2 separate regions of the Homo sapiens genome follow, and region 1 is linked to region 2. The links are chromatin loops, found by intact Hi-C in ENCODE. Cell type or tissue: endothelial cell of umbilical vein. All regions are shown on one strand. Each heading gives the region's core, and the rest is flanking DNA. Links, peaks and the distances in the headings are about the cores only. Region 1 has its middle 150 kb from the start of CDKN2B. Region 2 overlaps MTAP (methylthioadenosine phosphorylase).

Region 1 (11,499 bases), core at 2,067-10,066, 350 kb after region 2:
GTGGTGGCTCACGCCTGTATTCCCAGCACTTGGGAGGCCGAGGTGGGCGAATCACGAGGTCAGGAGATCGAGACCATCCTGGCTAACATGGTGAAACCCTGTCTCTACTAAAAATACAAAAAATTAGCTGGGTGTGGTGGCAGGTGCCTGCAGTCCCAGCTACTCGGGAGGCTGAGGCAGGAGAATGGCGTGAACCTGAAAGGTGGAGCTTGCAGTGAGCCAAGATCTCACCAGTGCACTCCAGCCTGGGTGACAGAGCGAGACTCCGTCTCAAAAAAAAGAAAGAAATTTCTGTTTTTTATAAGCCACCCAGTCTATGGTACTTTGTTATAGCTGCCTGAATGGACTAAGACACAATGTGAAAGTACATTATCTTCTTTTTGATTCTCAAGTTACCACCTTTTCTCAAACGACCACCAACTCTCTCTGGACTTCTGAAATATTCTTGTAACTGGTCTCTCTGCTTCCATTCTTGTACCTTTAAACCTTAGTATTCCACAGTAGCCTAAGAGGTCTTAGGGTATATAAACAAAATGACGTTAATTTCCTGCATCTAATCATTCAATAGCTTCCCATTGCACTAAAGTGGAACCCTTTCTTTAGAGTCCTTGCCATGATCAATAAGGTCTCCTCTCCTACAAGGTATGGGCACTGCCTACTACTCTGACCTCATTTATTACACTCTTCCCTGCCTTAACATATGCCAAAAGTATTCGACCTTTCCCCCAATTCTCAAACACTGCAAAAAACCCTCCAAAGGCCTACTACTTTACAGTTGCTCTATCTTCTTCCTCGAATGCCCTCCTTATCTTTATAGATGGCTCCTTCTTTTAAGTTCTTAGTAAAAATATCATCTCCTTAGAGGGACCTTCACCCCCTCAGTCACAACCTTGTTTTAAATTCCTCAGACCCTCATGATTATCTGAAATTATCTTATTATATTTCTTTCTTTGTTGTTTAATGTTTCTCTCTGTCACAAAGCAATACATTTTTTTTTAAAGCAGGAATGGGCTATATATTCTTCATTTTGTTGACCTCTAGGAGCTGCATCAGTTGGGGTCCCCTGCCTCTGCCCTCCAGTTGAGTTCAGTTAAGTAAAGACCAGAGGATAAGAAAGAAGGCTACTGTGTGTTTCTACTGAGGGTTATAGCTCCTTTCAGGCAGTCCTCTTCTACAGCTTTTGGGTTCCATAACTATTTCTTCTCCTTGATGATCTCCGGTAATTCAACTTGGCTCCTTGTTTTCTCTTTCTGTCCTCCTCACTGTTGCTAGCCTTAGGGTGCTTCAGTTTCCCTTAACGCAGTTCACATCTTTTAAAAACAGACTCTTCATTAAATTCTCTTTAATGATTTGTTTCAAGTATGACAAATCTGTCTTTCTGGGACCTTGAATTTTATTCTTCAAAATATTACCAGCCCTTAGCACAGAACCTGTTACATGGTGACGTTCAACACATATTTGTTGAATGAATGGATGAATTAATAGGCTCTTTTGCTCTTCATTCAGAATCTATTAAGCTATACACTCCCTCAGTATTTTAAACCCAAAATTCAGTTTTTAAAAACTAAACTTCTTGAGAGCATAGTCTATCTATATCTCTTTAAAATTTAGGCCTAAGACAGGACACTGCCCCACATTGAGTCCCACACAACAACCTGTGAGTCTGGCTCCCCAGGAGGGCCCCCAGACAGCTCCCAGGCACTTCATAGGCAAAGCCTGTCCCCCCCACTCAGGATTCCCAAGGTCTGGGGTCCCGCTCACCCCGCTTTCCTCTCATGCCCAGCCTGACCCCAGGTTTCAGCTGGGAGAGGCCACTTCCCTTAGCCAAGGAAAACGAGAACCCCCAGGGTACAGGAGGAAGCTGGGACAGGTCCCCTTGGGTGTCACTCCCTCACCCCCTGCCCAGGCCCACTCCCACTGGTGCTGGAGTACGCACTGGTGGGGGGACCCTGCTCAGCCCAGCCTGGAGGGCCCCAGTGTCACCACAACCAGGGGCACGGCAACATCATTGATGGGTTCTGCAGCCCAGGGCCCCCGATGCGGGGTCAGAGTGTGTGGGGCACAGGGCCCCCGATGCGGGGTCAGTGTGTGGGGGTGCAGGGCCCCCGATGTGGGGTCAGTGGGGGTGGGGCGCAGGGTCCCCGATGCGGGGTCAGAGTGTGTGGGGCACAGGGCCCCCGATGCGGGGTCAGTGTGTGGGGGTGCAGGGCCCCCGATGCGGGGTCAGTGGGGGTGGGGCGCAGGGTCCCCGATGCGGGGTCAGAGTGTGTGGGGCGCAGGGCCCCCGATGCGGGGTCAGTGGGGGTGGGGCGCAGGGTCCCCGATGCGGGGTCAGAGTGTGTGGGGCGCAGGGCCCCCGATGCGGGGTCAGATTGTGTGGAGCGCAGGGCCCCCTCGTGTCCAGGGCACTTTGGTACACTGTCCCACAAGGCACCTGTCTCAGAGGAGGGGTCCTGGCAGGCAGTGTGGCAACTCCCTTCCAGAGCCCAGCTCCATGCTAACCTGCCCACAGCAACCCCACAGAGCCACATCCCCTGCTGCACCTGGCCTGCAGGAGTGTCCCAGGACAGGCCCAAGTCAGCCCAGCATGCAGCTGCCCTCCTACCCTGAAGAAGGGAGTGGGCTTTCCAGGGGACATAAGGATGCCAGGCCTGGACCTCCTGGGCAGGAAAGGGAGCAGGTCCTGAGGGCCTGTGCCCCACAGCCCCAGCACCAGGTGGACTGCAGCGCAGTGGGTGGGCCAGTGGCAGCTGGGGAGAAGCCCCCCGTCAGCAGGCTGGGGTCTGCCCACCAGGGCCTCCCCACGTCTGCCTTTGAGGGTGCCTGCCATGCCCTGGGGGATCCTGGTATCTTTACTGGACTGGAAGCAGGAGACAGAACAGTGTCTGTCCCGGGGTGACTTCATCAGGAGACCGCCCACATAGAGCTGGACCCCGCAGCTGAAGCGGAAATGTGAGACAGGCTGGCACCTCCGGAAAAACTGCCTTTCAGCCTTGGTGTTCCGTGCAAGGTGAAAAAAAATAGGTCCTCCAAGTTTACAGCTTGAAATCAGGCTACTGTGTGGCCCTGGAGACCACGAGGGGAGAATTTAAAGTGGCCCCGGCTGGCAGGGTCTAGGTGGCTGGCAGAGGCACATGCAGACCCTACCTGGAGCCCGCCCTAGGGACGCTGGGCAGGTCAGTCTCCGTGCAGGATGTGAGCAGCGTCCCTGGGCTCTATCCGCGAGGTGCCAGTAGCGTGTGCAGGTACATACACATGCGTGCACACTGTTATGACACCCAGAAATGTCTCAGGACGTCGAAATGTGTCCTTGGGAGCAGAAGTGTCCCCGGTTGAGAATCTGTCCCAGAGGAACACGACCACGACAGGCCTCAGGATTTTGTGTTGATCAAGTTCCAAGGAAAAGGAACATCTCGGCCAGGCGTGGTGGCTCACGCCTGGAATCCCAGCACTTGAGGCCAGGAGTTCGAGACCAGCCTGGGCAACGCAGTGAGAGACCCCCATCTCTACAAAAAAAAAAAAGAAAAAAAAAAGAAAGAAAGAAAGAAAAGAAAATGAGATCTCCAGGTTTAAAAATTCATAAACACCACAAGGAAACAATACACTATGAGATCCAGCAGAAGCAACAGATTGACTCTGTAGACCCAGATACTGGAATTATCAGAGAGAATATAAAGTAACAGTGTTTTATATATCTAAAGAAATAAAAGAGATTTCTGGAAAAAAAAATTTAGGCCTAAGAATTAGTGAAAATCCCAACATTAAGGAAGGGATTATATGTTCAGTTTTTGAAAGGATAATGTGTCATTTTTAATATTTGCTATTTCCTGGAATCTTAGTTCTAGGATACACCATAAATGTCTGCTTTTATAGGTGAAGAAACTGAGGGTGAGAACTGAAGAGGGATTTATCTGAAGACGTTATGGTAGTGGAACCAATTTTTACTTTAATGTTGTTGCTCTCTTGATGATATTAGATGGTTTCATCAATTACTAAGTAAATTCCCAAGATTTACCTCGAAGTCACATTACCCTATTAACTTATTCTCCAGTTGTACCAATTTGCCATTTCATTCTGGTAACAAAGCTCTCTTACTACAATTCAGAAAATATTTGGGAGGCAGCTGCCACTGAGCCCAGACTTTGACAAAATATCCTCCCACAGAGGCCCAGTTAAACTATGGATTGCACTGAGCATTCTGTCCTTAGGTGCTCTGGCCTCCCAGTAGATAGCGGATGCTGTGGTAATTTATCACAACCCTCTACCCCTCCGATTACCTGCCAGGTGACTCTTCACTCCTGGCTTCTGCAGCCTCTGCTCTCCCCAAGATCCAGCTCTCTCAGCCCCCCATCTAAGGTTGCACAGTTTAGGTACATGCTGAAATCACCAATACAGAATCGTTTTAAAATTCGAATTAATTGGCTGAGTGTTTTGTTAAGACCTGATTGTGGGCAAGAACTATTTGTTAAATACTCTAAATTCTTAGAACCCAGCCCAGTACTTGCTAGTCATCATTTAAATACATTGAATGATAGAGAAAATTCTTCTGATCACAAACCTTATACCAGCGTTGTCAAAATTATAATGATAAAGTAGCTCATTTTAAGCGCGTCCTGGGTTGGGAAACTTAACAATTTTAAAACTTGGAATAAATTCAATAAAATGACATAGTATGGTTACAATGTCTGTCTACAGAGTCAGGGCAAGAACAAAGAAAATTGAAAGAAGATTGTTTTAGTGTAGTAAAATTACTGGATAATTTTCATTTCCTTTGCTCTTTAAAGAATTATTTGTAAAGGGTATTTGAAATGAAAACAAGATTGGAGAAAAACAACTTGGAAGAAAATCATAGGCAAATAACAATAATGATTGAAGAGTTGTGAATAAGGAGAGTTAGGAATCAAGTGGTTCCAGGCTTGCAGAATCTGAAAGGAGCCTAGAGTGAGGAGGTTGATCTGTGAAGGATGATGATGATCTCCATTAAGGACCAGACAGGAGGCAATAGGCTTAAGCTGCAGTATGAGGGATTTAGATAAGAGAAAAGGAAAAATTTTCAGACAGTGAGGTTCATAGATACTGGAATGTGTAACTGAGGAAGCTTGTGGAATTTCCTTCTCTAGAAGTCTTTTAAAAATAGGGCAGTGTCTCATCTGCCTGAAGGATGGACTCTATTTGACCTCTCAAATTGTCTACTGAACTCAGAAGGTGAACCACACCTTAGATAAGAAAGAGAGCCTGAATGATCCTGGGTAGCTTGAGTAATAAAAGTAGGGTGAACAAGTCATATTTATTTTGATTTATATATGTCATATATGTAAATTATGTCTGCTATAATTCCTTTTTTTCTTTCAATTGAATGTTTTCATTTTTAAGGCCTAGAGATTAGAGTTCAAGTAAAGATATTATAGGAAAGCAAGGAAGAACTCTTTTATCTTACTGTAGAACAAATTTTTAGAGGAATAAAAGGAGAAAAGGATATATTGGACATATTTGATTTTGATTTCACTCCCTATTCTAAATAAAAAAAAATACACTGCCCTTTCTGTTAGCTTTAGTATTTTAAGGGTAAATTTCAAAAAGTTAATTTAGTGTAAGTGTTTCTCACGGTGTTTTTGGCAGAACCGGTATCCCAAACTGGAAGAGGTTCTCTGTATTTAATTTCCTCTCAGGAAGTTTACCGTCAGAAGTCCAAATGTGAGGTCAAGTTTTGGGTTGCCGGAAATGGTAATGTCCTTTACTGTCTGAACACCCAGACAACACTTAATGAAACATTCTACTTTGTGGACATTGAAAGAAATTAAAATGCTTTGTTTCCTCCTTTTTATGATTGGTGATTTCTGTATTCAGTCTTCTAAAACTCAGAAACAAGACTATGTGTAAGTAAGAGCATCTGCATTCTCAGGATCAAGTTATAACTGCAGATTTTCAGTTACAGGTGATATCCATCTTTTTTTTCCTTCCTAAAAATAAAAATGTACTTACTTCAGGCCAAAGGAGAGGCAAGCTTTAGAACTCATTAGCCTTCAAGAAAAACAATTCCAGAGCATTCTAAACCTGATTTCTTTCTAACTCTGTTTGAGTTGACCTGAGGACTTTTACAGGTTAAAGCAGTGAGTCATTATATCTCACATTCATACAGCTCTACATATTTGTCAAAGTGCTTACTCATCTAATATCTAATATGATCTTAATAAGAACCTTGTGAATGTCATTATCTTATAGATGAAAAAATGATATCTTCATAAGATACAGTTTGCTCAAGATCACAAAACTAGAAAATGTAGTTTGAACACTTCTGATTTCAAAGCCAGAGTCTTCTCCACTGCCCCATGCTGTACTGTTTTTGAGAATTTGTGATTTCCTGGTGTTGTATTATTTTTACCATTGATGAGATTTTTGCCTGTGATTTATCCTGAATCAAAATAGATACTGTGATATGATACTAAAGTAATTGTTACCAAACAAAAAGTTGTGCTAGCATTCTTATGAAGTACAGCACTAAAGATTTTCAAAACATTTTGTTATTTTTACATAATTGGTCATGTAAATTTCTGGTAGGACACTCCTTATGAGATTACAACCCATTCTAATTTATGCTAGCTATTTATTGTTAAGCAGTATGTTGTTTTTATTACAAAACCTCCTTTAATCATTGCATCAGTCTCTGGCAGAATATTAAAAACAACTCCCATAATCCCTGGCACTCTGTCCTGGGTGTCTTTGGGGGTACAGTGGCTTTATTTCCTTCCCTAATAGTTCGGAAGTTTGTTTAATACTGACTCAGAGGAAGCATTCTAGCTGAGTCCTCACATGGTCTTGTTTACAGCTCCGGAGTGTACATAATAGATAAGCTACTGACTTCCACAAGACCCCCACGCTTCCTGGGTGTGTGGGTGTGTGTGCTTGTGCTTGTGAATTAAGGTTGTGCAATCTCCCTGCTAGCTGCATCAGGTTGCAAAGTCATTTACTTCTCTAAAATATTCCTCTAGCCAGCCTGACTTGATAAACCAAAATCATTGTATTCCATGGTGGACATGCTGGTAACTCATGATAAACACTAAAAATCCTACGGGTTTATAACAAGATAAAACCTGATATTGGGGCAGGGTGTAGAGAAATTTGCCCAAGGAAATATTGTGAAATAAAGTTGCAAATGGCTATAGATGAATGCTTTTCTATCTATAGGATTTCTTTTCTTGATTGTAATTATAAATTCTTTTACTGGTTGTAAATATAATTATGATTCTTATGTTACCCAGTCTGTACCAAGAACTTTGTTAGGCCAACAACATCTTACTTGATTGTAGTAGTAACCTTAAAAGATAAATATAGGTATAATGCTTTTTCAGAAGAAAAACTGGAGAATTCAAACATGTTCTGCATTGCACAGATGGTAAATGAGTGATGAATAGGGTCCTTTGACTCCAAAGATCAACTAGGTTCTTTCCACATATCTCTCTTTGGTTCCCTTTTTTGATATGACTGTATGAAATATAATTGTATTTACATAAAGTGCAGTAGAGTTCATTAGAAAAACTATTTCTGAATCTTAGGGTTCAGACTAAAGGTGTTTGGAGGCTGATGATAGTGGGCTGCAAAGAGCTTCATGGTGGGCTGCGAATAGCTTCATCAAACCCTTGAATGTGTCAGGAAAGGCAGATTCAAGGCAGAAATGTCACATGGACCCCAGATAATTCTTGCCTGGAGGAAAAGAACATATACATAATTATGTGTGTAATCCATCTTGGACATAGTACTAAGGTGATTAAATTAATCATGATTGAGTGTTGAGTGTTAAAATCCAAATGCAAATATCCTTCAACCAACTTTTTGCACCAAAACTAAGTAGACTTTATCATCTCAAAATAGTGCTTACTAAATATAGTCACTCTTTGTAACTCTTAGTTTTAAAAACCATAATAATTGTTTCCCTCTGTTTTCTCTCCTGAGCTGCTACTGCTGCTGTTGCTGCTAAAATATAAGGTATACCATGTATCACTTTTGCAGAAGACAGCTTTGTTTTTGTAAAGTGCCTGGAATGGAGTTTGTGGGTATATTGATTGCAGGCACTGAAAGACCTAGATGAATATGTAAGAATGACCACAAGCCACCAGATGTGGGTGTATTTATCCGTTTGCCTCATTACTAAAAGGTTTTAGTTCCAAAAAATATCCAGAAGAATTTAGTTTTGGGGAACTAGAGAGGCAGGGGGAGTGGAATTAAATTTTTTGAATTTTTAAACAAGTAATTTGAGCTTCCAATTGATATATTGTAATTTCTTTGCATTGGAATACTGATTTCTTAAGGAGTAGTTGCAGAAAGATTTTCTTTAGAAATTAGAAATTGACAGCCAGGTGTGGTGGCTCATGCCTGTAATCCCAGCACTTCGGGAGGCCAAGACCAGTGGATCACAAGGTCAGGAGATCGAGACCATCCTGGCTAACACGGTGGAACCCTGTCTCTTCTAAAAATACAAAAAATTAGCCGGGCATGGTGGTGGGCGCCTGTAGTCCCAGCTACTTGGGAGGCTGAGGCAGGAGAATGGCGGGAACAGGGAGGCGGAGCTTGCAGTGAGCTGAGACTGCGCCACTGCACTCCAGCCTGGGCAACAGAGCGAGACTCTGTCTCAAAAAAAAAAAAAAAAAAAAAAGGAAATTAGAAATTGACTTTGAAATTCATTTATTATGTAAACAGGAAGATATTTTATTGCAAAGACAATTGGAAATTGGAAAGTGTAATTAGTTATTAAAACAGCAATTAAGACATTTTGTGGGCTTAGATATATGTGTGTGTTTGCCTTGGTGGCATGTGCTCTGCTCCATTTGCACATTAAATTATGCCCATATAGTTATATCTGGTATTCTGCTCCTTAAATAAGTCATTTAGTTTCATTGATAGAGGGTAAATGAAGTTCTTTTTCATTCTTTTCAGAGATAGCATAGGGTAGTGGTAAGGATATTTCGTTTTGGAGTCAGTCTGCTTGGATTAAAATCCAAGGTCACCTCCATTAAGCTTTGTAACCTTGGGCAAGTTAGTAAATCTGTGTCTCAGTTTCTTTATCTGAAAAATGGAGATAATACTGTTACTTATTTCACTGGGTTCTTATGATGATTAAGATGAAAAATTATGTAAAGATCTGGCATATAATAAGAGATCAAAATAGAAATTTTAAAACATTTAAATTATATATATAGTAGTATTTGCCTTTTTTGGTTTACAGTTCTGAGTTTTAATACATGCAAAGCTTATTGTAACCAACAAAACATCAACACAATAGGATACAGAAAAATTTCCACACTCCCCAAAATTCTTTTTGCCTCTTTATCTTCAGACATATCACCTCCCTTCCATTCCACCAAATCCTCGCTACAACTGATGTATTTTCTGTTCCTATAGTTTTGCTTCTTGAGACTGCCATAGAAATGGAATCATACCATATGTAATCTTTTGAGACCTAGTATAATGTCTTTGAAGTACAACCTGATTTTCTTAGGCTCTTATCTGAAGAGCTGATTTCACCACGGAAAAGGAATTAGAGGAGGTGTTTATTTTTATTTTTAATTTTTGATCAAGGGGAAGAAAAATAAAACTCAGATTAATATCATCCAAAAGGAGAGTTTGGATTTGTATGAGAATTATTTTTCAGCATTTCAAACTATCAAATAGGATGTATCTTCAAGAGGAAATTACTTTCTTGTCATTAAGTACAATGAAATATAAGCTAAAGAGCCACTTGGAATGCGAAATGCAGAAAAATTCTAGAGAGTCAAATATAAATTAAATGATATATATTTGATTCTAGAAAGTCAAATATAAATTAAGTGTTGATGATGGTGGTGTGTGGTGTGTGTGTGCTGCGGGTGGAGTGGGGGCAAAGTGTTGGAAGGTCACCAATAATCCCAAATAACCCATAAACATAACCAGAGTAGCTTAGTATCATCTGGGGGCAAGTTAGCTACTGTTGGGGGTCTTGGAGAAGACTTAGACCCTAATCATCTCCCAATGCACTACATGAGTAGGGAGGTTAAGAAGCAGCTATTATGAAAGGGGGAAGAGAGACCATGTCTTCACCAGGACCGGGAGAATGATGGCATGGGAGAGGGTGAGAAGTGAAGTAAGGGAAGGAGCTGAGCGGGTGGCTGCCTAGATAAAGCTGCAACTGGGGAGGAGTTGTATGTCAAAACAAAAACACTGCATATTTGATCCTTAATAAGGAAATAATTTTTATGATTTTTACCGCATAGTTTCCTAATTTATTTGTGTGTATATACATGTATACTAAAATGTGATATTAGATGTATAGATGTGTTTTTAACTCAACCCATCTTAAATTTGCAAATCAGTTAACTTGCTCCTGAAAAATTTAGAGTTTACCGTATCAGCCACGATTTTCTAGGCATGTACTAGGGTAATGTATATGCTATTTGATTTTTTCTTATTTTTAAAAAAATTTCAATAGTTTTGGGGGTACTGGTGGTTTTTGGTTACATGGATAAATTCTTTAGTGGTAAATTCTGAGATTTTAGTGTACGCTGTACCCAATATGCAGTCTTTTATCCCTCATTCCTCTACCAACCTCTTCCCCTACCCGCCAAATCCCCAAAGTCCATTATATCTCTCTGCATGTCTTTACATTCTCATAGCTTAGCTCCTGCTTATAAGTGAGAACATGGCCGGGCGCGGTGGCTCATGCCTGTAATCCCTCACTTTGGGAGGCTGAGGCGGACAGATCACGAGGTCAGGGGATCGAGACCATCCTGGCTAACACTGTGAAACCCCGTCTCTACTAAAAATACAAAAAATTAGCCGGGCGTGGTGGCGGGCACTTGTAGTCCCAGCTACTCAGGAGGCTGAGGCAGGAGAATGGCCTGAACCCGGGAGGCGGAGCTTGCAGTGAGCCGAGATGCCACCACTGCACTCCAGCCTGGGCAACAGAGCGAGACTCCATCTCAAGAAAAAAAAAAAAGTGAGAACACACGGTATTTGGTTTTTCATTTCTGAGTTACTTCACTTAGAATAATGGCCTCCGGTTCCATCCAAGTTGCTGCAAAACACTTTATTTTGTTTTTTTTTTTTTTTATGGCTGAGTAGTATTCCTTGGTGTGTATATATATCAAATTTTCTTTATCCACTAGTTGGTTGATGGGCACCTAGGTTGGTTAACTATCTTTGCAATTGCAAACTGTTATTTACAAGTATTACAATTGTAAGTAACAATTTGATTGCAATTATAATTATTATTTAATACTTGAGAGAAAACTCTTCGGGAGAAATTTTTTCCATTTCATAGATGAGGAAACTGAGGTTCTGAGAAGTGAAATGAGGTACCCAGAGACGTGCAGATCATAAAAGCAGGCAGAGACAGAATTTGTTCTCAGAAATGTCTGTTCATCTTCTGAGCCTACGCTCTTCTCTTTGCTGGGCTTTTGCTATTTTCTCTGCTTTTACATGGTGGTGAGAATGTAGGGTTTTGAGTCTTCTTTCTATTTTAAAATCTAT
Region 2 (11,499 bases), core at 1,882-9,881:
ATAATAATAACAACAACTTGTTAATCATGGTTGCTGTGACAAGGAGGGGATATGGTCCCATTGTAGGTTGGTAGTGAGCTATCAACATAATGATATTAAGGGAGATGGACAAGTCATGGTTTGTAGACTGTGGAATATGGGCCTTTACACTCCCTGCTTTGCTGTCTTGAGTGTGGCCTGCAAGGGCCTTCAGCCTGAGAGTCCTTGTGTGGCTATCTGAAACTGAGGACAACCTGCAGGCCCCAGTTGAAAATCACATGACCAACAAGCCTTCATTTTTTTTGCCTAGGGACACAAGGGCATTTTGGGCAGGACAATTATTTCTTTTGTAGGACTGTCCCAAGCATTGCAGGACATGGAGTACAACCCTTAACCTCCTCCACAGAAATGCCAGTAGCACTCCCCCTAGTCATGACAGCCAGAAATAGCCCTGTTTCCAGATACCCCCAGGAGAGCTGTTTGACATTTAGTTGAGGACCCCAAGGCTAAATCCCAAAAAAGACTACCTGCTGAAGAGAGGTAGGAGCAGCCAGGTTTTGTACTGCTCAGCAGAGTAAAAGGAGGAAATAAGGGCTTTTTTTGTTGCTTTGAGGAAGTTTATTTTGATTTTTTATTTTTGCCAGGAGTGGTAGGGTATACAGAAACAGAGACTGATGGTAATACATTATTTCATTTTATTCTCTTGATAATTTTATGGATTAGTAAAAATCTTACCCTATAGGTACAGCTGAGGAAGCAGTTAAGGAAAATGTTTGTATGCAGTGGATTCTGGATCCTCACCTGTGGTTGTAGTCATGGCATTCCAGCCTGTGCCTCAAAAGCATCTAAAGCAGTGGTTCTCAAAGCGTGTCATGCATTCATATCACCTGGTCATTTGCTAGAAATGCAAGTTCATAGGCCCCACCCCAGTCCCAGTGAATCAGAAACTCTGGGGCTGGGGCCCAGCAATCTAGGTTTTGACAAGCCTTAGAATATTCAGATGTCCACCGAAGTTTGACAGCCACTGACCTAGAGAGCTTTGGAAAGGGTGGCCATCTACATTTTTAACAAGTTCTTCCCTTAGTGTTATAGTTTCCTGTTGCTGCTATAACAATTTTCACAAATGGAGTGGCTTAAGACAACACACATGAGGCCGGGCATGGTGGCTCATGCCTGTAATCATAGCACTTTGGGAGGCTGAGGTGGATAGACTGCTTGAGCTCAGGCGTTCAAGACCAGCCTGGGCAGCATGGTGAAACCTCATCTCTGCAAAAAAAAAAAACAAAAAAATTAGCCAGGCGTGGCGGTGCACGCTTGTAGTTCAGCTCCTTGGGGGCTGAGGTAGGAGGGTCACTTGAACCCAGGAGGTTGAGGCTGCAGTGAGCTGAGATTTCACCACTGCACTCCAGCAGCCTGGGTGACAAAGTGAGACTCTGTTTCCAAAAAAAAAAAAAACACACACACACACACACAAACGTATTCTCTTACAGTTCTGGAGTCCACAAATCCAAAATGAGTCTTACAGGGCTAAAATTAACATGTGTATCGGGCTGGTTCCTCTTAGAAAAACCATTTCCTTGCCTTTTTCAGTCTTCTGAACCTGTAGAACCATGAGCTAAATAAGCCTCTTTTCTTTATAAATTACCCTATCTCAGGTATTCTGTTATAGCAGCAGAAAACAGACTAAGAAAAATGTTGTGCTTGTAAGAGATTGGGACACGGACACATACAGAGGGAAGACCATGTGAAGACACATGGAGAACGCTGCCATCTACAAGCCAAGGAGACTGACCTTAGAAGAAATCAATCCCAATCTCACCTTAATGTTGGACTTCTAGCCTCCAGAACTGTGAGAAGATAAGTTTCTCTTGCTTATGGGGAAAACCTATTTCCTTGCCTTTTTCAGCTTCTGGAGGCACCAGCACTTCTTGGCCCATGGCCCCACATCATGTCCCCTTTTCTCTCCCTCTGCTTCTATCATTATATCACTTTCTTCCTCATTTGACCTTCTTGCCTCCTTGTGATTTCATTTAGGTCCCACCCAGGTAATCTAGGATAATCTCCCCATCTCAAGATCCTGGATTTAATCATATTTGAGGTAACATTCCCAGGTTCTGGGAATTAGGATGTAGCTAGGATCTCTTGGGACAGGGGCATTGTTCAGCTTGCCACACTCAGCCCACGTTTTAAAAATTTATGGTCTAGGGGCCGGGCGCGGTGGCTCATGCCTGTAATCCCAGCACTTTGGGAGGCTGAGGCGGGCGGATCACAAGATCCGAAGATTGAGACCATCCTGGCTAACATGGTGAAACCCCGTCTCTACTAAAAATACAAAAAATTAGCCGGGCACGGTGGCAGCCTCCTGTCATCCCAGCTACTTGGGAGACTAAGGCAGGAGAATGGTGTGAAACTGGGAGGCGGAGCTTGCAGTGAGCCGAGATCGCACCACTGCACTCCAGCCTGGGCGACAGAGTGAGACTCCGTCTCAAAAAAAAAAAAAAGAAAGAAATTTATGGTCTAGGCCCTAGAGCAGGTTGCTTAGTTCTGAGGGCACTTTAGAACCACCTGCGGAGCTTTAAAAACAAACTACGCCTTGCCCAACTAATCAGAATCCCTGAGGCCTGGGCTTTGGTATTGAAAGCTAGAGAAGGGGAATGTCCTAGTATCCAGCAGCTGGTTCAGGAGGGTGGGTGGCTCCCACTGTTGCTCCACAGGCAAAGGAGAGCTCTAACAAAGTATGCATTAGGGAGAGTCCTCCTCTAAAAATATCTGGCCATTTCAGCAGGTGAAGTGTGTCTTTAAGAGGGTGTCTGCCCTTTAGACTGATATCTGTACTTCTCAAGGGGCATTTGCTCAAATAAAAACCATGGATGTTTTGAGCGCTTGCATCATCCAAGCTTCTCTGACTAAAATATAGAGTCACTGTATTAGTTCGCTAGGCCTGCTATAACAAAGCACTACAGAATGGGTAGCTTATGCAACAGAAGCATTATCTCCTCACAGCGCTGGAGGTTAGAAGTCCAAGATCAAGGTGAGATCAAGGTGGATTTCTTGTAAGGTCAGTCTGCTTGGCTTGTACATGGCAATGTTCTCCATTTGTCTTCACAGGGTCTTCCCTCTGTATGTGGTTATATCCCAATCTCTTGTAAGGACAACAGTTTTCTTAGTCTGTTTTCTGTTGCTATAACAGAATACCTGAGACAGGGTAATTTATAAAGAGAAGAGGTTTATTTAAAAGAAATGAAAGGGAGACGAGGGAGATAGGAAAAGGAAACAAAAAAGAGACAAACTTTGCTTCATAACAACCCACTCTCACTGGAACTAATCCAACCCAATGAGAGCAAGAACACCCTCCCCTGGGACTGCATGAATCCCTTAATTGGGGTGGATTATTACCATGGCTCATGACTCAAACTCCTCTTAAAGGTACTACCTCCCAGCATCACTATATTTGGGGACCAAGCCTCAACATGAGTTTTGAAGATGACCACATTCAAACCATAACATGAGGTATACTGCATTAGGGCCCATCCCAGTGACCTCATTTGATCTGAATTACCTCTTTAAAAACGGCAAATACAGTCACATTCTGAGGTACTGAGAGTTGGAACTTCAACCTATGAACTTAGGGGAGATACAATTCCATCCATAACCATTACCTACAAGGGTGGCCTACAGAGGGGGTGTCTTGTCAGAGATGGAGACCCCAGCTATCCCTGTGGACCCTATTGCAGGTTTTTAACAGTCCTCACAGCCTGAGACAGTTGGTTGCTCCCTCTCATACAGCTAGGCTTCCAGGATTTTGCAAGGCCCTGACAGGCCTCAAAGCCATGTCAGCCTAATAATGAGGGCCTCCGTCTGCTGTGCTTGCCAAAATTGTTATGGCAACCAGAGCTAAAGGACTGCAGTGCTCAGATCGGGCTGTGCCAGCTCCAGCTCTGGCTCGCTTACCTTATCGTGAGCTTGAGGCACTCAGAGGCAGCCCATCTCCCTGGCATGAGCTAGTCTCAACCGCTTGGGGTGATGGTATTTTGAAAATGCCATTATAGAGTGCTGGGTTCCTTACGGCAGTGTGCCCAGGCCTCAAAGTGATGGTGAATGGTTTCTGGGACAAAGAAGGGTTGGTAAAATCTCCTGTAGCCAGGTACTAGAAGAAATAGACAGAGTAGGGGTTACTATGCACCCTTTCCACATTGCTAGAAGTAACTGTTCTGACCAGGTGAACTGGTATTTGGATAAATGCTTTCACAGTCTCAGAGAAGTCAGACCCTTGGATTGATTTGCTCTTGAACAAAAAAATTTTTTTTTTCACTGTGAAAATGCTTTCTTTGGGGTGTCTTTAGAACATGTGATGTCAAGACACAACAGCAAGCGCACATACACTAAGACATGGCTGTCATAGAACAGATTGTGCGTGAATAAAGGGTTCACACCACTTCCACCCTTTACACAGTAACAGAAGGCTCTAGGCCACCTACCTCCTCCTTGGCTCACTCAAACTCTTCCTCCTCAGCCGTGGCCTCCTGCTACTGCTGGTACTCAGACACCAGGTCGTTCATGTTGCTTTCAGCCTCGGTGAATTCCATCTCATCCATGCCCTCGCCCGTGTACCAGTACAGGAAAGCTTTGCACCGAAGTATACCTGTGAACTGCTCTGAGATGCCCTTGATCAGATCCTAGATAGCAGTGTTGTTGCCAGTGAAGGTGGCCGGACATCTTTAGCCCTGAGGGTGGGAAGTCACACACAGCTGTTTTTATATCTTGGGGGATCCAACCAACAAAGTAGCTGCTGTTCATATTTTGGGCATTAAGCATGTGCATGTCCACCTCCTTCATGGACATGTGGCCCCTGAACATGGCAGCTACCATTACGTAGCAACCATGGCAGAGGTTGCAGGCAGCCATCATATTCTTGGCATCAAAGAACTGCCAAGTGGGCTCACGCACCATGAGGGCCCAGTACTGCTGGTTGTCCCAGCTGGTCAGCAGGGGGAAGCCATACATGAAGTGCAGGTGGGGGAACAGGACCATGTTTGCGGCCAGCTTCTGCAAGTCAGCATTGAGTTGGCCAGGGAAATGCAGACAGATGGTGACCCCACTCATGGCTGCAGACACCAGGTGGTTCAAGTCACTGTAGGTAGGTGTGGGCAGCTTTAGGGTTCTGAGGCAGATGTCATAGAGAGCTTTATTTATTATCATTGCAGAAGGTCTAGTTTTGAGAAGTTTGGTTTGATGGTCAGTCCGTGGAAAAGTGTGGCATGAGCCACTAGCTTTTAAAATCTGTCAAGGACCTTGATTGACTCCCTATTTCAGAACTCTATCTTGTGTAATAAAGAAGTCCTGGCTGGGCAGAAATTCCATCTCAGGTCTTGAACACATTTCCTACACAGTCTAGAATTAACTGGACTGAGGACTGACGCTTCCTGCCCAGGAGGCCTGGCAAGGTCTTGTCATTGTTTCCTGAGGGTGGATGAGGTCATTAAGAAAGAGTTTTCCTCCCCTCTGAGATGATTCACTCAGATACCTGGAGTCACTGTTTCTGTGCTTGTTCTGTGACCTTCGTCATGAACTTGACCTCTCTGAGCATGTTGTCTCATAACATGGAGACAAATAACTTTTCTAATAAGGTATAATGTTATGGAGGACTCCAGGGGATATTGGGAGAGGGCACATCATAGTGGTTAAGCCTGAAAGACCTAGATTTGTATCCCAGCTTTGCTCCTTATGATTGGCCCCTGGACGAGGTTTTTAATTTTTGTGCTTCTCTTTCTTCGTTTGTAAAACGGGTAACATTCTATAGGGCCCATCTTATGGTCCTGATGATGAAATAAGGTAAGGCCACTGAAGCACTTAGCACAGTGCCTTTAACATGTAAGTCCACAGACACAGTTACTTTATAACTAAGGCAGTACTGAGTTGACACAAACTTAGAGACTCAAAGGAATGTGGATAGAATTGGGCCATCAGTGCTTGGGTACTTCATCCCAGTTGTACTTTGCTGTGGAGCCAGCAGGTGGCGACATTGGCCACATCTTGGCCCTGCTGGCCTCCATCTTAGAGGTCCAGTTTCCTGGGATGGCGGGACTCAGTTGCTACACTTGTCCCTGTATCCCTCGCACAATGTAGGTTTCCGTAAACAACTGGACCTAGTAAAGTGACTGGATGGGCTTGCCTGCAGATCATTCCAGAGCAGTAGCCACTCTTGCTTTCATGTCCAGGGCTACTACATGTTCCTTGCTGAGGGCTGAGTTGCCAGCTACCTGGTGCAGAGTCATTATGCAGCCAGGTGGTGCAGACTGAAGCTTGGGGTTGCTGAGAGTGAGCTCAGGGGCTCTGAAATTCAGCGGGACACCTGGTTAGCATTTCTCAACAACTGCTACAATGCTGGGCAAGTTCACCTAAACTCAGAGGGTGGCTCCAAACAAAGCCCAACTCGATTTGTGTATTTGATCCCGAGCATCCAGTGTTGAATCCAGAATCTGAGATGCCCTGGCTCAGGGAACACCCAGAAACAGCCAGGCCAAAGTGGTGATAAGTTAAAAAGCTAGTAGCTGAATCCCCAGGGAGCTGGCTGAGAGTAATTTCAGAGTCAGCAGTTCATATCTGTGTCCCAGGTGAGGATATGGGCTGGATGGTTTCTTAGCCTCCTCATGACCTGTGGTGCTTCAGAGGTCCACGGAATGAAGGATAAGATGGAGAAGCCAGGCTAAGGAAGGATTGGGATTTCCTAAAACAGTATGAATTTTTGTTATTTTCTATTGAAGTGCCGTAATTTAAATGTATTGACTTAAGTGAACACTTCTGTTGATTTGAAAGCTATAATACTGGTTACTCTTTGTTCGTTGACATAAAAGTATGTTAACCTGCTGTGGTTTTAATAATATACCTCCACAAGATGGCGCCAACATCAAAGCCTGGCTTTGCCACTTAAGGAAATTGTGGTGGACAGTCACAAATTATGTAACCATGTCATGGGAAACAGGCAGAGTTCTTCAGTAAAAACCTCACTAAATTGTCCTTATTTTCTTGTTTGTTTTTTGTTGTTGTTGCTTTTTTTGTGTGTGTGTTTTGTTTTTTTCAGGAAACTGAGCCAGAAAGGTAACCATTTTTTTACGTGTTGATAGGACTCAACTTGTGTAACCTGACCTGAAAATTATTTAATGCAGATGTTCACTGAATTCTTAATCCTGGAATTTTTTTCTTGAGGCCTACTTTATTTTATTTAGTTACCCTTGTGACAATAGATTTAAAGCTTTTCATTGAAAAACAACAATGCTCAGGTCACTTCGCATTAATTAGGTTTCTAATAAAGTTAGCCTGGCACTGTTTACTCTCTAGGAGGTACCAGCCCAAGGAAATTTCCCTAATGATTTGTTACTTATTTTTAGTTTTAACAGTTTAGTTAATTTTTATTTATTTTTGTAATTGTTCTTGTTTGTCTTTCTTAATCATCAAATTAGATCAACTCTCAGAGGATAGTGCTAGGTTTCTTTAACTCAGACAAGGACTTTCAAGATAATCTCTGAAAAATGCAATACAATGCATGAACTTAAAAAAAACTTATAACTACCTTTTGAATTATTTATATTTGCATAAATGTATTTACTGAGTAATATACATGAGTATGCTATATGTATATTTACAACATGTAAATATGAATTTGCATACATATATGAATGATTGTTTTCATAAATGTATATGCGGGTAACTTTTCATGCAATTTCAGTCTCCTCTGTCTGCATTCTCTCCTAGCTCTGTGATTCTAATGGCGTGGGAAAGATAATCTCTCATTTCTTTATCAAATAGAACAGTGAGGAGAAATCAATACCAAATGGAATACCTAATATTTTATATCCCAGCAGTCTTCTGAACATTGTTTATTCTATAGTCCATTTGACAGAGAAACAAAATTGATCAGAAGGTACTTTCCACTACCATACTTGCCTACTTTTAGGTTTGATTTTCTACCTTGAGTTGGTTAAAATACCTCTCTATGCTGACTTGTAATTCAGACAGTCAGAAGTAAATGTGATGTAGTCCAAAAAGGTGCCCTACGTTTTGGTTACTTATAGAATATAGAAGGCCTTCAAATGTTTGTTGATTTTTATGGAAGGCTTTGAAATATTTGTTGATTGATGTTCAGTAATTTTCAGATTTCAAAAAAATAACTAGGGCTTGGCAGGAATGGAGAAGAGCATATGAATAAATGAATTTGCTTAGAATCTTATTTCTAATAAAAATTACCAAATACAATAATCTTCTCTGTCTTTTTCTCTCTTAGATTGGAATAATTGGTGGAACAGGCCTGGATGATCCAGAAATTTTAGAAGGAAGAACTGAAAAATATGTGGATACTCCATTTGGCAAGGTTAATATCCAACTTGTGGAGACATGTTTTTTAGTTTTTTCATTTCTCCTTGCTGGCTTGATTTTTGAATTAAAAAAAAAAAAAAGAATTGCTTTTGTTTTGGCAGCCCAGGGCTGTCTGCTCCCAGCAGAGAGGGCCAGAAGTTCTGCTGTTGGGTTCCATCAGCTGAGAAGGTGTCTGATGGGCGCCTCACACTTTGATGTTTTGAGAAAATGGCTACTTAGTATGTAAATCACTTCTCATTCTGTTGCTGGAAATCAGATACTCATTTCAGACCACAGACTCATTTCAGACTGTACTTTTCAAATCTACATTCAAATCTTCTAATTTGTGGCCAATAGGTCACACCACACTAATTAGGGGACAGGCTGATGACTAATAGGATGAATTATTGTTACGAAGCGGCATTTGAGTGGAAAGAATTGTTTTGGGGAATTAGAACATACCTGATGTTAGTTGAATGTGTAACTGAGCTAGAAATAAAATGCTCCTCCTTTTATAGGAGAGGTTGCTTGTTCTCCAAGCCCATGTCACTCAGCCTAGGCCGGGGTGAGGGTGTCTGCATTCTCCTAATTCCATATTGCTACGTCCTCTGGTCCATCTGTAAGATCTCTCTATCTGGCTGTCCCAACCAAACCCTCCTTTTCAGCTAAATTCTTAGGTTGACCTTGTGTGCTCCCAGTCCTGCAGTCATCCTGGTTCATTTTCTTAAACCCCTCGGTTCTAAGGGTCTTTCCAGCCTTTGTTACCTCAAGTCATTTCCATGATCATCTTAGACCTGGTTAACACAAGCAGACATTTCCAGTGCTGAATTCTTAGTGTCATGATGGTGGCTTGTTATCCTTTCTGCCTTTCACCTTCACACCTGTTCTCAAACCTGCCCAATAACCTTGACACATCTAAATTTGACCAGTCTACCATCAGAGTTCCCTGGGGTACTCGTTACAAATAGATCTGACTAAATGGTACCTACACAGGTGCCCATGGTAACCTTGAGTCCTGTGAATCTATGCCTGCAGAGGGATCAATAAGTAATTGATTAAATGATTATATTGATAATCAGATCTTGCCTCTTCTCTAAGTTGTATCCTCAGACTCTTCAGATTCCATGAGTCCTGTTGTGGTTGAACAATTATAATTTACATACCTGTTTTTAAATCACTGAGTTAAATGTCATTTTTTCATTGCATGCAGCCATCTGATGCCTTAATTTTGGGGAAGATAAAAAATGTTGATTGCGTCCTCCTTGCAAGGTATGGTATTTTAAGCTTTTTGGATGTTACTACTAAAGGATAATTTAAATTTAACTTAAATTCTGGAAAGAGTAAAGATACAGGTCTGAGCTTTTATATGTTGGCAGAATCAGAACATCTTAGTAACCTTTATTTACAATGTTTTATTTTTGGTTAAGTTATATTGACTTAGGAGATCAAAGATCTCATGCTCTTGCCCCTTACATTGGGAAAGTAGATCAGATGACTAAAATCAAAGCTCTGGTTTTAGTTCTAACTGCAAGAAGAAATGTTTTGTTCATTTTTTTCCCCCTTCTTATAAAGATAAAGAAAAACAATGCATCATTAATGACCTCTTGCTGGTAGTAGTTATATGTCTGTGGGAAGTAGGCTTAGGGCTTCTGAAGTGGGTTACTTGTGTCTGTGCTGTTGTTTCCTTAAGGAGGCTGGTGCTGCTCCATATTACAGAGGAGGCCAAGTCATTTTTATCCCATTGTTAGAAGTTAGTCAAGATATATGTATGAGTTCTCTACTGTTGTGTAACAAATTACCACAAATTTAGCAGCTTAAAATAGCACACATCATCTCCTAGTTCCTGTTGGTCAGAAGTCTGGCACAGCTTAGCCAGTCCTCTGCTTGGGGTTGCACAAGGCCCCACAAGGCATATTCAAGGACTGAGTCCCCATCTGGAGCTTGAGGTCCTTGTTCAAGCTCGTGTAGTTGTAGGAGAATTCACTCCCTAGAAGTTACAGGGCGGAGGCCTTTGGCTCCTAGAGGTGGTTCACATTCCCTGCCGTGTGGCCTGCTCCACAGGCTGTTCACTTGACTGCAGCTTGCTTCTTGCTATTAGGATATGGCAAAGGTGCTAGAAGTCACCTCCATGGTTAAGCTGTACCTTGCAAGCATGCAGGAGTCCGGCAGGAGAATCTCCTATGCATGCTTGCAAGGTAGAGCCTAATCGTGGGAGTGACTTATAGCACGTTTACCATTTTTCTATTGGCTGAATGCAAGTCCCAGGTTCACTGATCCTTTATACAGAGCATGACAGTGGGGTCCTCACTAGGGTCTGTCTGCCACTCTACATATTTGAAACAGGAGTGGCTTCTCAGAATCCAGTGAACCTAAATTTTAGTTTTAGTTGCTCACTGGACTGGGTTCTAGGAGACCCCCTGTGTTAGTCTGTGGTCATTGCTAGAGAATCACTTAATTTTTTCTAGACTCTAGGAGAAAACAGTTGGTGGTGTACTCATCACGGGTTAACAATTTCTTCTCTCCTTCCATAGGCATGGAAGGCAGCACACCATCATGCCTTCAAAGGTCAACTACCAGGCGAACATCTGGGCTTTGAAGGAAGAGGGCTGTACACATGTCATAGTGACCACAGCTTGTGGCTCCTTGAGGGAGGAGATTCAGCCCGGCGATATTGTCATTATTGATCAGTTCATTGACAGGTAAGCAGTCATACAAAATGCTTTAGGCTATTGTAGCTGGTCATTTTCAGCTCAAATGGACGACGCGTGGGAACCGGCAGGGCAACTGGGAGGGCAGTGCCACAGACTCGCTTGCTTTTTTTTTTTTTTTTTTTTTTTTTTTGGAGACGGAGCCTCACTCTGTCTCCCAGGCTGGAGTGCAGTGGCATGAACTCAGCTCACTGAAACCTCCGCCTCCCAGGTTCAAGCAATGCTTCTGTCTTAGCCTCCCGAGTAGCTGGGACTACAGGCACATGCCACAATGCCCAGCTAATTTTTGTATTTTTAGTAGAGATGGAGTTTCGTCATATTGGTCAGGCTGGTCTTGAATCAGGAGATCACCCGCCTCCGCCTCCCAAAGCGCAAAGTGCTGGGATTACAGGCGTGAGCCACTGCACCCAGCCTGTGTTAAGCTTTTCATTGTGAGTTTTTGTTTTTTAATTTTAATTGA

The links. Peaks named below come from ENCODE experiments on the same cell type or tissue, not always from the same donor. Only the 100,000 strongest peaks of a DNase experiment are listed, where the experiment ranks them.
Region 1: it touches region 2 in a loop (10-fold over the local background); 2 of 110 quality-filtered maps call a loop at or near these places.

The regions. Positions count from the first base shown.
Region 1 is chr9:22,152,348-22,163,846 of GRCh38, forward strand. No RefSeq gene overlaps it. Among named protein-coding and RNA genes, the nearest start is that of CDKN2B, 150 kb to the left of the region's middle. In endothelial cell of umbilical vein, for the core only: no CTCF peak of the experiment used is centred there; DNase peaks (open chromatin) are centred at 6,134 and 6,764; H3K27ac peaks cover 2,343 bases.
Region 2 is chr9:21,807,173-21,818,671 of GRCh38, forward strand. It overlaps MTAP (methylthioadenosine phosphorylase), which reads left to right. Exons shown (of 8, transcript NM_002451.4): 2 at 8,261-8,347; 3 at 9,542-9,600; 4 at 10,863-11,030. It also overlaps the pseudogene TUBB8P1. Among named protein-coding and RNA genes, the nearest start is that of MTAP, 10 kb to the left of the region's middle. In endothelial cell of umbilical vein, for the core only: CTCF peaks have their summits at 5,991 (motif pointing right) and 6,861 (motif pointing right); DNase peaks (open chromatin) are centred at 5,379, 6,009 and 6,879; H3K27ac peaks cover 1,670 bases.